Linked DNA regions of Homo sapiens: regions 2 and 3 are each linked to region 1. Evidence: chromatin contacts called from ENCODE Hi-C or POLR2A ChIA-PET data. All regions are on one chromosome and are shown on one strand. Each heading gives the region's core, a stretch centred on a gene start or an enhancer-like site at or near the end of the contact. The rest is flanking DNA. Distances are from core to core; before and after follow the strand shown.

Region 1 (3,712 bases), core at 733-3,232:
CTGTTCCTATCCTTTTTTTTTTTTATTTTGAAAAACAATTTTGCAGTTAGTATTTCAATGAGACAATGAAGCAGGCAGGTGAGTGGGAACCGATGACCAAGAGCTTCCTGGGCTGGCCTGAAGAGTCTGGGCTCATCTACATAGTGATGGGGACCATGGGAAGGATTGAAGCAAAGAACTCCATATGATCATGTTTATCGTGTAGCTGTCAGGGTGCAAGTAGACTGGGAGGCAGACCAGAGGGGAGGTCTTGTGTAATGCATGTCGGAAAGCAATGGAGCCATGGACCAGGCAGGAATTATGGTTCCTGTTCAATTCTGAACTTTTATTCTGTATCAATGATGCTGCCATTAGACTAATTTGCTGGTTATTTTATAAAGAGTCCTTTTAGGGCTAGAAGGGACCTCGGAGGTTTCTACGCAACTCTGTCATTTTGTAAATGGAAAAACCCTAAGGCCTAAAGAAGTGAAATGACTCCTCCAAGTCGGACAGCTCCTTAATAGCAGATCTTGGCCTTGGGCCCAAATCTTTCGATTCCAAAGCCACTGCTTTCCCTGTAGGGTTACCCATCTGGCCCTACCTGCTGTCTGCTAAGCACATGCCCAGGCCGGCGTCCCGCCAGTAGGACCGATCACCTGATTGTTGATGGTGCAGAATGTGATATTGACAGACTTTCTATTTTTTTTCTAGTCAGCTCATGACTGACTCTCCTAAATGACTTAATTATAATTTTCCCAACTCTTCCCAAATGCGCAGGCTTGCCCAACTTTTTCAGAAGATGATCTTGACTTTTACTTCTCCGAGCAAATAGAAATCACTTGAGAACACACAGGGCCATGGCCTGCCACCACATCTACCAAGAACCATCATGTTCCTGCCTTTGTCATAACAGCAAACGTGTCCCCATCTTAATTAACACTGGTCCCTGGGTCCTCATTCTTCCTGTATTTTCAGGGATGCTTTGGCTTACTCTTCCTTTTTCAGTATTTTCTACCCCTTCCTCTCTAAAAGATCTATCTTGTCACCATTTATATATCATCCGGACTCTCCCACGCAAAACCCTGCTTGGAATACCCACACCACGCTAGCTCTTTCTACTTCCCTCCTCTCAGGCCTTGTGTAAGATACATGGTGTTTCACTCGTCGCCCTGAACTGTTTCCACTTTAGCCCTTACAATTTCCCAAAACTGCTCTCACTGACCTCATGCCACTAAATCCAGTGAGCACATTCTGCTTGGTTATTCATTTAACAATTATTTGTGAGCATCTGCCATGTGCTGGGCATCGGGCATGCTGTGGTACACAGAGAAATGGGGTCTCCTGTGGTCTAATATTGGGGACAGATGTTAAAGAAATACCTATAGTTGCTGAATATTTAGATCAGAAAGTGCAAATCTAACTAATTTTATGGCAGGAGTACTATATGTCAGTTGTTTAGTGGGCACTAAATGTCAGTTTCATAGTGAAAAACTTGTGGCTAGAGAATGCTCTAGCTTATCTGTGCACTACAAGTGTCCTGCCCTTTGATCTGGGCTTAACTCCACACACAGCCAAATGCCCCCACTATTAGAGGCTCTTTTACGTTTTATGTAGTGAAGATATCTTGGCTGAACATGCACATAAACAGAATCTGGAGAAATATTACTCTGTTCATGGAGTTAGAAACTAGAAACCATACATATCTATATTCTAAATAAAATTATTCTAAAATAAACAAGTTTAATATAGTCTAAACTGGCAAGATAGATTGACGAAAACCCTGATGGTTTCTGTGAAGGAAAGCAAAAATATTGTGCAAAAGAGATGATCTGTGAAGTTCAGACTCTATGAAAGATTTTTGAAATGGTAATCATATTCAGTTTTGAACCATTTTAAGATCAGCAAAATAACCGTGTAAGCACATGTTAGATATGCTAATGAAGGTTTAGTGAAAGTAAAAGTTTTCTCAAGTCCGGATTGAAAATGGCAAGGTGTTTCTGCATATGTCAGTTGTCTCTCTTACTTTCCTCATGGGCTACAATATTCAATATGAACAGTTCCCCTTTTTTTAGAAGTAAAAATGGTCCATGTTAGCAAAACCAAAGATTTCCAGGAAGTGCTGGTGGCTGTGGTGCTGTGGAACGTGTGGATGAATAAATCACTGTTTGGTAGTAAGTGTAAAACGTTTTATTGGAAGCCAGCCCTTCGTATCCATGTTTCCTTTTTCCCTCCCCTGAAACTGAAAGCTCATCTGAAATAGCCTCAGGATAGATGTTAAATAAAAACTCTGTGATATATTTGGAAGTTCTCTTTTTAAAAAACCAATATGTCAAAGCCTGTTTTACTTGACTGATGTGAAAAGGCAAAAAAAAAAAAAAAAAAAAAAAGCAAAAGGAAATTACCTTTCTAAATAGAATATTTTCAAGTGATGTAAGTAACCCTTTTTTTTTTCAAGTGATGTAACACATTTCCCGAATAAAGTATATTTTTACAGAAGCCTGGGTAAAAAAAAACTGTGCTTCACCATTAAATAAATGGGTGAATACAAATTCAGATTTTAAAGTTATCTCCTAAAATATTAGTTTATTAAATAAGTGGCACAAGAAACCTAATGTCCTGTTTCCCCTTATTAAATCTATTTGACTTATGAGATAGTACAACTTTGGAAACCACAGCCAGCTGAATTCTGTTCATTTGAGGGAATTTTATTATTTTAATTAACATTCATTTTCACTGCTTGTTAACACATTCTGAATTGCTTGAAGTTATTGACCTAGATTGAAAGAAGCTCTTGAACTCTATAAAAGGTGGTGCTTATAAAATTTTTCTGCTTAGAAAATGTTGCTCAGTTTCTGTGGCTTCCTCCATTTTATTACGTGTAGAATCTGCCAAAACCTTGCTAACTTTCATAATCACCTTCCTTTTCCTTATTTATGCCTGGACTTGAGTATCTCTGGAAAATCTTGTTTTACCCATAATTTTCCTCCACTGGAATGCTGCCAAGACCAAGATTTTAATATTAAAGTTGTATTTTGTTATGCTTTTAAAAGTTTACTGTATAACTACAGTTGCCTTTGGGCATTGTCTTTAATGCTGTGCCAGCCATCCCACTGGCTAAAGGTCCTGTGATGGTAAGGACTGAATCTGTCCCAATCATGGCTGCATCCTTAGCACCTGCACTGGTATGCTGTTGGTGCTCAAATGTTGGATGCATTCAAGGCATTTTAGGAGTAGCACAGGTTGCTCAACTAAAAGCATTGATAACTGTATTACAGCACTTGTAATATAGCTGCTATCCAGTTTGTCTCCTGGTATGTAACCCTTCAAGAACCTGATGTCTTAGGCAGTGGTTCAGTATTTTTCTATGTAACCCCAGTGCCTATAACAGCACCTGTAATAGTAGCGGTACTTAAGTGAAGCTCATTCATTGAAGAAACATTCCCTACTTTTTGCATTTTTGCCCAGCATCCCCTCCAACTTTAAAAACTTAAGGAAAATAGTGACGGAATCCCCAGTTCTTTGGCCAGCTTTTCTTTATTAAGAGGCCGTCTTTGCTGTAAGTATGAAAAACAGAGAGACATACCAAGGAATATGAGGAAGAGGTCACCTACTGGAATGCCTCATCTCTAATTAAGTATTAGAATTAATTATCCTTTGCCAGGTAACTATGCCAACTTTTAGCCTGTTTAAAAAAAATAAACAGGAAATGGTAAAAATCTAAGGTCTGGACCAT
Region 2 (3,712 bases), core at 641-3,140, 170 kb after region 1:
CCAGTCTTAGGAATATTTTTATTAAGTGGGAAAAAAGGAATTAAGGAAACCAGACCTAGAGACCTGCATTAAAAAAAAAAAAAAAGAGAGAATGTATGCGCTGTGTTCAGGGCGCACAGACGGTGCCAGGATGGGAGGGCTGAGTTCTCAGGGACTGAGGCAGGGGCTGGGGCAGGGACGGGAAGGGCAGGAGCCCCTGGAGGGCTGTGAGCATGTGCTCTGAGGAATCTGGACGCGTTCACACTGGGAAATTACTGCAGGCTTTGGAGGAAGGGGAGATGGCGCAGTCAGTCCTGTGTTCTGAGAGTGTAACTTTGGGGACAAGGTGACAAATAAGTGGCAGGAGTGAGGTTGGAGGCTGGAGAAGATAGTAACCCACCACCATGGCCTAGAAAGGAGCTGAGCAGTGCTGCCGTGGAGCCACAGCGACAGAGGGAACAAATGCAGAAAGTGCCACTGAGGCAGGAGGCAGGATTTTGCCCACTAAAAGTCAAGGCTGAGTCAGGGGTTGAAGGAGAGCATGGTACTGTGAGTTCTGAGACAGGCAGGGAGAGGAACCTGTGAGATGGGAGTGAGAGAGAGGAGCCCTCTGCTCTCACTGGCACCCGTGCTGCTGGGCAGGGTCAGCCACAGGTGGAAATTCAGGTCTTGGAAGCTAAGGATCAGGAGACTCTTGCTAGAGGCAGTAATTGAAGCCCTAAGGTTTAATAAGATGGCCCACAAAAATGTGCAAAGGAAAGATGAACCCTTGGGAATCCCAACATCTAAGTGATCAGCAAGCGGGTGGGGGGATTTGGAGAACAGCCAAAGAAAGATTGAAAGAGTAGCAGAGGAGGCAGGGAGGATGTCTGAGGAGAAGGCACTGCGCTAACAAGGAAAAAGCACATCTCAGAGATGGGGGAGACACAGTCTCAAAGGCTGCCGAGGTCAAGGAGATTTAAACAGAAAAGCAGATTTTATATTTGGCAACTAAGAGAAAAGGGAGAGATCACAGTGGGTTGCAGAAAAAGGGGGATTAAGAAGGAACGGAATGGGTATAGACTTTTTTATATGTAAAGTTCACAAAAGGAAGAAAAAATGATAGTTTGGAGAGAAAGGCAAGAGCAAAGCAAGACTTCTCGTCTGGCTCGAATGCCGAGTCCATGAGCAGATGGCAGGGAAGGAGGAGGAAGGTGGGAGAGGAGACAGTGGCTCACTTCTTGTTGGAACGGGGCCTGGGGAGGTGGGAAGGAAGAGGATGGGACACACAGGAATAGGGGCTCATCTTGGAAAGGGCTGGAAGCATCTCTCTGAACCAAGGGAGAAAAAGATGAAAGACAGAGGAACTTTGAGGTGGACTTGGGGGAAGACAAAGGGTTCGATTTCACTCGTGCAGATAATAAAGTCATCTGCTGAGTGAGTGAAGCAGAGAGCAGGGGTGTCTGAGGGAAAGTGGAAAGGATCAGAAGAACACTTGCTGGCCGGGCGCGGTGGCTCACACCTGTAATCCCAGCACTTTGGGAGGCGGAGGCGGGCAGATCACGAGGTCAGGAGATCAAGACCATCCTGGCTAACACGGTGAAACCCCATCTCTACTAAAAATACAAAAAATTAGCTAGGCGTGGTGGCGGGTGCCTGTAGTCCCAGCTACGCGGGAGGCTGAGGCAGGAGAATGGCGTGAACCCGGGAGGCGGAGCTTGCATTGAGCCGAGATCACGCCACTGCACTACGGCCTGGGCGACAGAGTGAGACTCTGTCTCAAAAAAAAAAAAAAACAAAATGGACCAGTCACTAGAGATGACTAGAATAGCCTGTGAAAGACATCAAAGACCCAACTGAGGCTGGCCCCCATGAATCAGTGTGATGACGTCATTTCAAAATCTGCTCAGCAGCTTGGAAACTACTGGTGAAAACCGTGGTGTGTGTGGGTTCCTCCAGGTTGGGAACCGGCAGAGCTGGTAGGGGAAGGTTCCCAGGGCGGGGGTGGGGAGGGTGCCAGTGAGCACGCAGTTGCAGTAATTGGGCATGACATTAGGCTGAGTGAAGAGGAAAACCAGCTGGCGACAGAGGCGTGGGGTGAGGGACTGCAGTATTGTCATAAAGCCCGGTTCAGCAGGACTTAATGTGAGAGAGAAGGAAATACCCTAATCTGTAATTGAAGAAGGGACTTTTGGAGTCCTGCCTTAGAGGTGGGACGGTTTTGAGTGTGATCAGGTTCTGGAGGTGGCTCTGATTCTGTGCTGCTGCTCTGGAGTGGAGGAAAAGGTCATTAGAAAGTGGTCAAGGAACTAGGGTGGTGGGTGGATTATTCACATGGATGGTGAAACAGTCCAAGTTGGGGCTGGGAGGAGTGAGGTGGAGCAGACAATGGGATGATGATCATGAAAATTGAACTGGGTGGAAAATAAGGGCTGAGATTTCTGAGAAAGGGGACAGTCTGTTTTGTTCTCTGTATATTTTGACAAGCATTTGAAGCTTGTTCTCAGGACTGCCAGCAATGATTTGGTCCTCAGGAAATGAATGTGCATAGGTGTGGACTTGGACCTAAGCATGAGTTTTCATTTCGTCAGGGTGTTATGAGATGAAAGGGAGCTCATGCAGAGAGGGGACTGCATTTTCTTTATGATTAGTCATTTTGTTGCTGGCCTGGTGCCTTAGAATGCCCTTCTGAGCAATGGCAGAGTATCTTTGATGGGCCCCACCCATTGTTTACCTGTCTGCTGGGAAAATCAAAATTGCTAACAAGATTCTGAAAGGCAGTTACAAAATGAGACCCCCTTACATACCTGTCTTTCTCCCACGCTAGGCGTGTGTGCCTCAGGAAGTTCCCTTTAAGTATTCAAATGGTTAATATAGTCAATATAACATCGTACTTTCTCCCCAAGTTGTCGATCCTTTCTATCTAAAAACATCTTTTCAGTTACAACTTATTGAGCATACACACTGTGCTGAGTACTTTATATTCTTATTTCACCCTCACCAAAATATGTTATGAGGTAGTTCTTATTCTTCCCATTCTAGAAAAAATAAAAACAGAGGCTGAGAGACATTAAATAAACTGCCCAAGTTTATATAACTAGTACATGACCAAGCCTGGATTGGTCTATCTGGCTCCAAAGAGCATCCTAACCACATTATTCCCACTGGCAATAAAAACACCTTTTTTTGTTTTGTTTTGTTTTGAAACAGCGTCTCACTCTGTCACCCAGGCTGGAGTGCAGTGGTGCAATCTCCATACAAGAAAAAGCACACTGCCACCTCCACCTTCTGGGTTCAAGTATTCTTGTGCCTCAGCCACCCGAGTAGCTGGGACTACAGGCGCACACCACCACACCTGGCTAATTTTTGTATTTTTAGTAGAGATGAGGTTTCACCATGTTGGCCAGGCTGGTCTCGAACTCCCGGCCTCAAGTGATCCACCTGCCTCAGCCTCTCCCAAAGTGCTAGGATTACAGGCACAAGCCACCACACCCAGCCTCAAACACGCTTGTCTAATATACTTTATTCACTATAATGTAATCATAATTTTCTATTTAAGCAGGATTATCATTAAAGTGAACTTTCCACATCTTTCCTCGAGATTATTTCTTATTTTCCTAAAGTTTTCAAAATGTATTTCTATTATTTCTGTGAAATGAATGCATAGTGGGAAATTTTAAACATCAAGAAATGTATCACCAGTCTAATAATGTCAACACAGCTGTGGGAAACTCATTAGTTACAGCCTCCCAGC
Region 3 (3,712 bases), core at 1,213-3,712, 150 kb before region 1:
TGTGATCTCATTTCAATTTGATTGCATCAGCAAAGACCCTATTTCCACAAAAGGTCACATACACAGGTACCAAAGGTTAGGACTTGAAGATATCTTTTCAGGAGACACAATTCAATCCCCAACACCATCCCAGCAGTCAACACTTGCTTTTTTGCTAATTTGCCTCAGATCTGCTGCTTCCATAACATTGAGAATGCAGACACTCCCAGGAAACTTTCTCGGACTCTAAGGAGAGATGGTAGCACACATCCCTGTGGACGGTCTACCACTGGGATGACCAACCTGGCCACATGACCACTTTCCAGAAAGGCCTCTGACTTGACTCTACACTGCTGCATGCATCCGCTGATGCCACTATGGTCCTCCCGATCACCTCCATTTGGTCCCCTCTCCAGTCGCTTTTCCTAGAGCCCAGTGTGTCATAAAATAGTTATTAATTCAGCCAAAAGGAATGCTCTGGTGAAAATGTCAATAAAATAATGTAGGAGAAAGAGCACCTCGAGAGACTTTTTCAGCGTGTATTCCTTGGTTCGTTTTCTTCCAAAGCTCTACAAAAGTACGGAATTCTGAGCCTTGCCCTGGAATCGGTAAATTAGAATTCAAGAAAGGGGATTTGGACATCTACATAGTTCTAAACTGTTTTATTGAGTAGCTCATAGTTTACATGGTCTGAAAATCCATGTGTAAAGTATATATACAGCAAAGCATTTAGACAGCATCCTTAAGGTCCTGTCCCCAGTCACCCTCTTCTCCCTTATCCCCTACATTGCTCATTATTTTTTGTTTTTCATGCAAATTCACATAAATATTAATATATATTTTTCCTTGTTTGTTGCAAAAGTATCTATGTATATATATATATATATATATATATATATATATATATATATATACACAACCTGCTATTTAATTTTTTTCATTTAACACTATTTCCTAAAGATCTCTTCATGTTAGTAGTATATAGGTAAATATTCCCATTGCCTTTTTTATACTACACAAAATTCTTTTGTGTGGATCTATAATGGTTTAATTACGTATATCTTACTGCTTTACACTTGGGTTATTTCCTATTCCTTTGCTATTACAAACAATGAGACAAGAAATGATTGCAGCCGGGCGCAGTGGCTCACGCCTGTAATCCCAGCACTTTGGGAGGCCGAGACGGGTGAATCACGAGATCAGGAGATCGAGACCATCCTGGCTAACATGGTGAAACCCCGTCTCTACTAAAAATATTTTAAAAAAAATTAGCTGGGTGTGGTGGCATGTGCCTGTAGTCCCAGCTATTTGGGAGGCTGAGGCAGGAGAATGGTGTGAACCTGGGAGGCGGAGCTTGCAGTGAGCCAAGATCACGCCACTGCACTCCAGCCTGGGTGACAGAGCGTGACTCCGTCTCAAAAAAAAAAAAAAAAAAAAGAAATGATTGTCTGCATGTGTCATTTATTATACGTACAGGTGTATCTCTAGTATAGATGATCAGATGTGGGTTTCTGGATCAGAGGGTAAACGCACCTATAATTGTGTTGGGTATTGCCAGATGCCTCTCCTCAGGGACAAAGCCAACCATGCATAAGAGTGTTGATTTCCACCATAGCATTACCAACAGAAAATATCAGATGTTTTGCTGATTTGACAGGTTAGAAATATTGTCTTGCTATAGTTTTAATTTGTGCTTCTTTTATTATAAGTGAGGTTAGCATCTTTTCAAGTTTAAGAACAGATAAGCTACATTTTTAATAGAATCCTTGGGTGATTTTTATATACATAACTCTCTAAAGCTTCTGGCCTAAAGCTAAAGAATTTGAAGGAAAAAAGGGTGCCATGAATGCTGATGCTGAGAAGCAGATTCCTGTCCAGCCTCCCTCTGAAGATGGTTAACAGCCCCTCTAGGAACCATTTCCCACTGAGCACAAGTTCTCCTGGGACTTTATACCCAGAGAGTTCACCTCACTCCACCCCCAGCAGCTGGACCAGCGGGTTTTGAGATAGGTTTTGTAAACCGTAGCCCATGACCCACTTCCAGGCTAAATAAGGTGTCAGGAGACACTGAGGATTCTGGGAGAGGCAGGCTTGCTTTGGAGCATCAGCCCTCATGTTCTGTTTTCCCCTGACTTCAAGGGTCATAGCCTGTGCACTTCCCCTACCACGCAAGCCTTGAGGAGGGGCTTCACTGGCCATTTGGAAGGCTTTCCATAAGTCGCTGGAGTTTGATGGGCATAAGAAATGCTATTTAATTCACACCTGAAAAGCCTCCTGTGTGACACCGCAGCTGAAGTGCAGAGGTGTGGCTGTTTCAGGTCCATATGTTCTAGGGCGACCCACCACCCTGGTTTGCCAGGACTGAAAGGTTTCCTGGGAAGTGAGACTTTCTGTGCTAAAACCAGGACGGTCCTGGAAAAACCAGCATAGTTGGTCACCGAGAGTGAGACAAAGGTACCTTTTTCCAAGGAGCAGGACATGAACTGTGGGGACATTGTCTAGCCATGAGTCATCTTTAAGGAGCTCCTATGCTAAAGGAGCACCTGGGAGGGGAGGGATCCCACAGAGGAGTGCACACAAAAATCCCAGGCCTGTGTGGGGCCACGGCAGCTGGCCGGAGAAGCACTGTCTGTGCAAGGAACTGCAGTCAGAGGTCCTTGGAGGGATCTTTTGGGAAACCCCAAAAGCTCCTCACTGAAGACGAGCTTGCACTTGCACATCTGCCAGAAGTCTCCGATGGCAGGTTACACCTGTACCAGCTAAGGATTGTGCCCTTTTTCTCCAGTTCCCTGTATGGACACTGGGATGTCCTGAGGCAGGATGAAGGGTTGGTGCCCTGCCGCTAGGACTGCCGCCTGCAGACAGCCCTCAGCTATCAGCTCCCAGAGGCCATGCTGCCTTCCTGGGGAGGCCAGCAGCCATTGGCCAACAGATGTGGGAGAACAAAGGCCTGGGCCCCTTGCCAAATGGGGACATCTCTGAAGGGTCATCCCAACTTCAAAACTCTCTGGGGTCAGCTGAGGCTCCATCGAGACTATATGGCAGCTCAGAGTTCCTTCCTCCCTTCCCCTCCCCAGGTGGTGTGGCCAGGTTTCAGTCCAGAGGCAGGCAGAGCAACTGGTCCAGAGTGAGTTCACTGGGGTCCAGAGGTTTTGGCTGACATCATGCTGAATTCAGCTCATTCAATGTACCACTTACAGTAGCTCCACGACTCTTTCACTATCCCCAAGATGGGTAAAATAGTGCAATATCCGCACCTTATTTTACAAAACCTTCAACGAGAAAAAAAAAGATTCAAACTCTTTGAGATAAAGGTAGTCAAATGTCTAACCACAAGTCAGGATGTGGGGATTTTATCTGAGTCACTTAACCCAGTTAGTCATTAACCCAGTTTGCCAAGCGAGCTTAAACTATCTCCTTAATAGAAATAATATGGACCCTGTGCTAGCCCTGGGCAAATGTGAATACTTGAGCTCTAACCTAGGCTTCTCCTGAACCTTTGAAGACCCCAAGACACATTTGGTCAGGGGACATAAGTGATGTTTGAAAAAGTCCTTCACATGTTTAGTTGAGGTCATGTCACTAATGGCTCCAGAACAGAGACCTCAGCCTGGTTTCTTCCTGGATGTGGAAGGTTGCAGCCCCCTGCCCCCTCCCCACGTTCTCAGCAGGTGTTCCTGCATTGCTCTATTTCAGGAGTTTAGGAAGCCTAAGAAATACGTGTGTATCCAGC

Evidence for each region. Hi-C counts contacts between places; a loop is a spot of excess contacts on that map. ChIA-PET counts read pairs that join two places held with the same protein, here RNA polymerase II (POLR2A). Pooled maps may share reads with other maps.
Region 2: a loop to region 1 is called in a map of B cell, with 2.7 times the contacts of the local background. The contact joins two enhancer-like sites. A Hi-C loop is called at or near these places in 2 of 168 maps with a recorded cell type or tissue (B cell and GM12878), 25 of 37 single-sample maps with no recorded cell type and 12 of 50 pooled maps. POLR2A ChIA-PET finds 5 or more read pairs at or near these places in 6 of 52 experiments (A673, GM12878, Panc1 and 3 more).
Region 3: a loop to region 1 is called in a pooled map, with 2.2 times the contacts of the local background. The contact joins two enhancer-like sites. A Hi-C loop is called at or near these places in 1 of 168 maps with a recorded cell type or tissue (Calu3), 1 of 37 single-sample maps with no recorded cell type and 5 of 50 pooled maps. POLR2A ChIA-PET finds 5 or more read pairs at or near these places in 2 of 52 experiments (PC-9 and WTC11).

The regions. Positions count from the first base shown.
Region 1 is chr6:150,639,534-150,643,245 of GRCh38, forward strand. The region is part of intron 1 of PLEKHG1 (pleckstrin homology and RhoGEF domain containing G1); the gene reads left to right. Among named protein-coding and RNA genes, the nearest start is that of PLEKHG1, 42 kb to the left of the region's middle. Within about 2 kb of position 1,983, at least 7 of the 41 ENCODE cell types and tissues checked have a DNase peak (open chromatin) inside an H3K27ac peak, as active enhancers do; they include B cell and GM12878, where a contact is called at or near this core.
Region 2 is chr6:150,811,566-150,815,277 of GRCh38, forward strand. All of the region lies in intron 11 of PLEKHG1 (pleckstrin homology and RhoGEF domain containing G1), which reads left to right. Among named protein-coding and RNA genes, the nearest start is that of MTHFD1L, 52 kb to the right of the region's middle. RefSeq lists enhancers at 1,795-1,894, 2,135-2,284. Within about 2 kb of position 1,891, at least 11 of the 41 ENCODE cell types and tissues checked have a DNase peak (open chromatin) inside an H3K27ac peak, as active enhancers do; they include B cell and GM12878, where a contact is called at or near this core.
Region 3 is chr6:150,488,274-150,491,985 of GRCh38, forward strand. No RefSeq gene overlaps it. Among named protein-coding and RNA genes, the nearest start is that of PLEKHG1, 110 kb to the right of the region's middle. Within about 2 kb of position 2,463, at least 4 of the 41 ENCODE cell types and tissues checked have a DNase peak (open chromatin) inside an H3K27ac peak, as active enhancers do.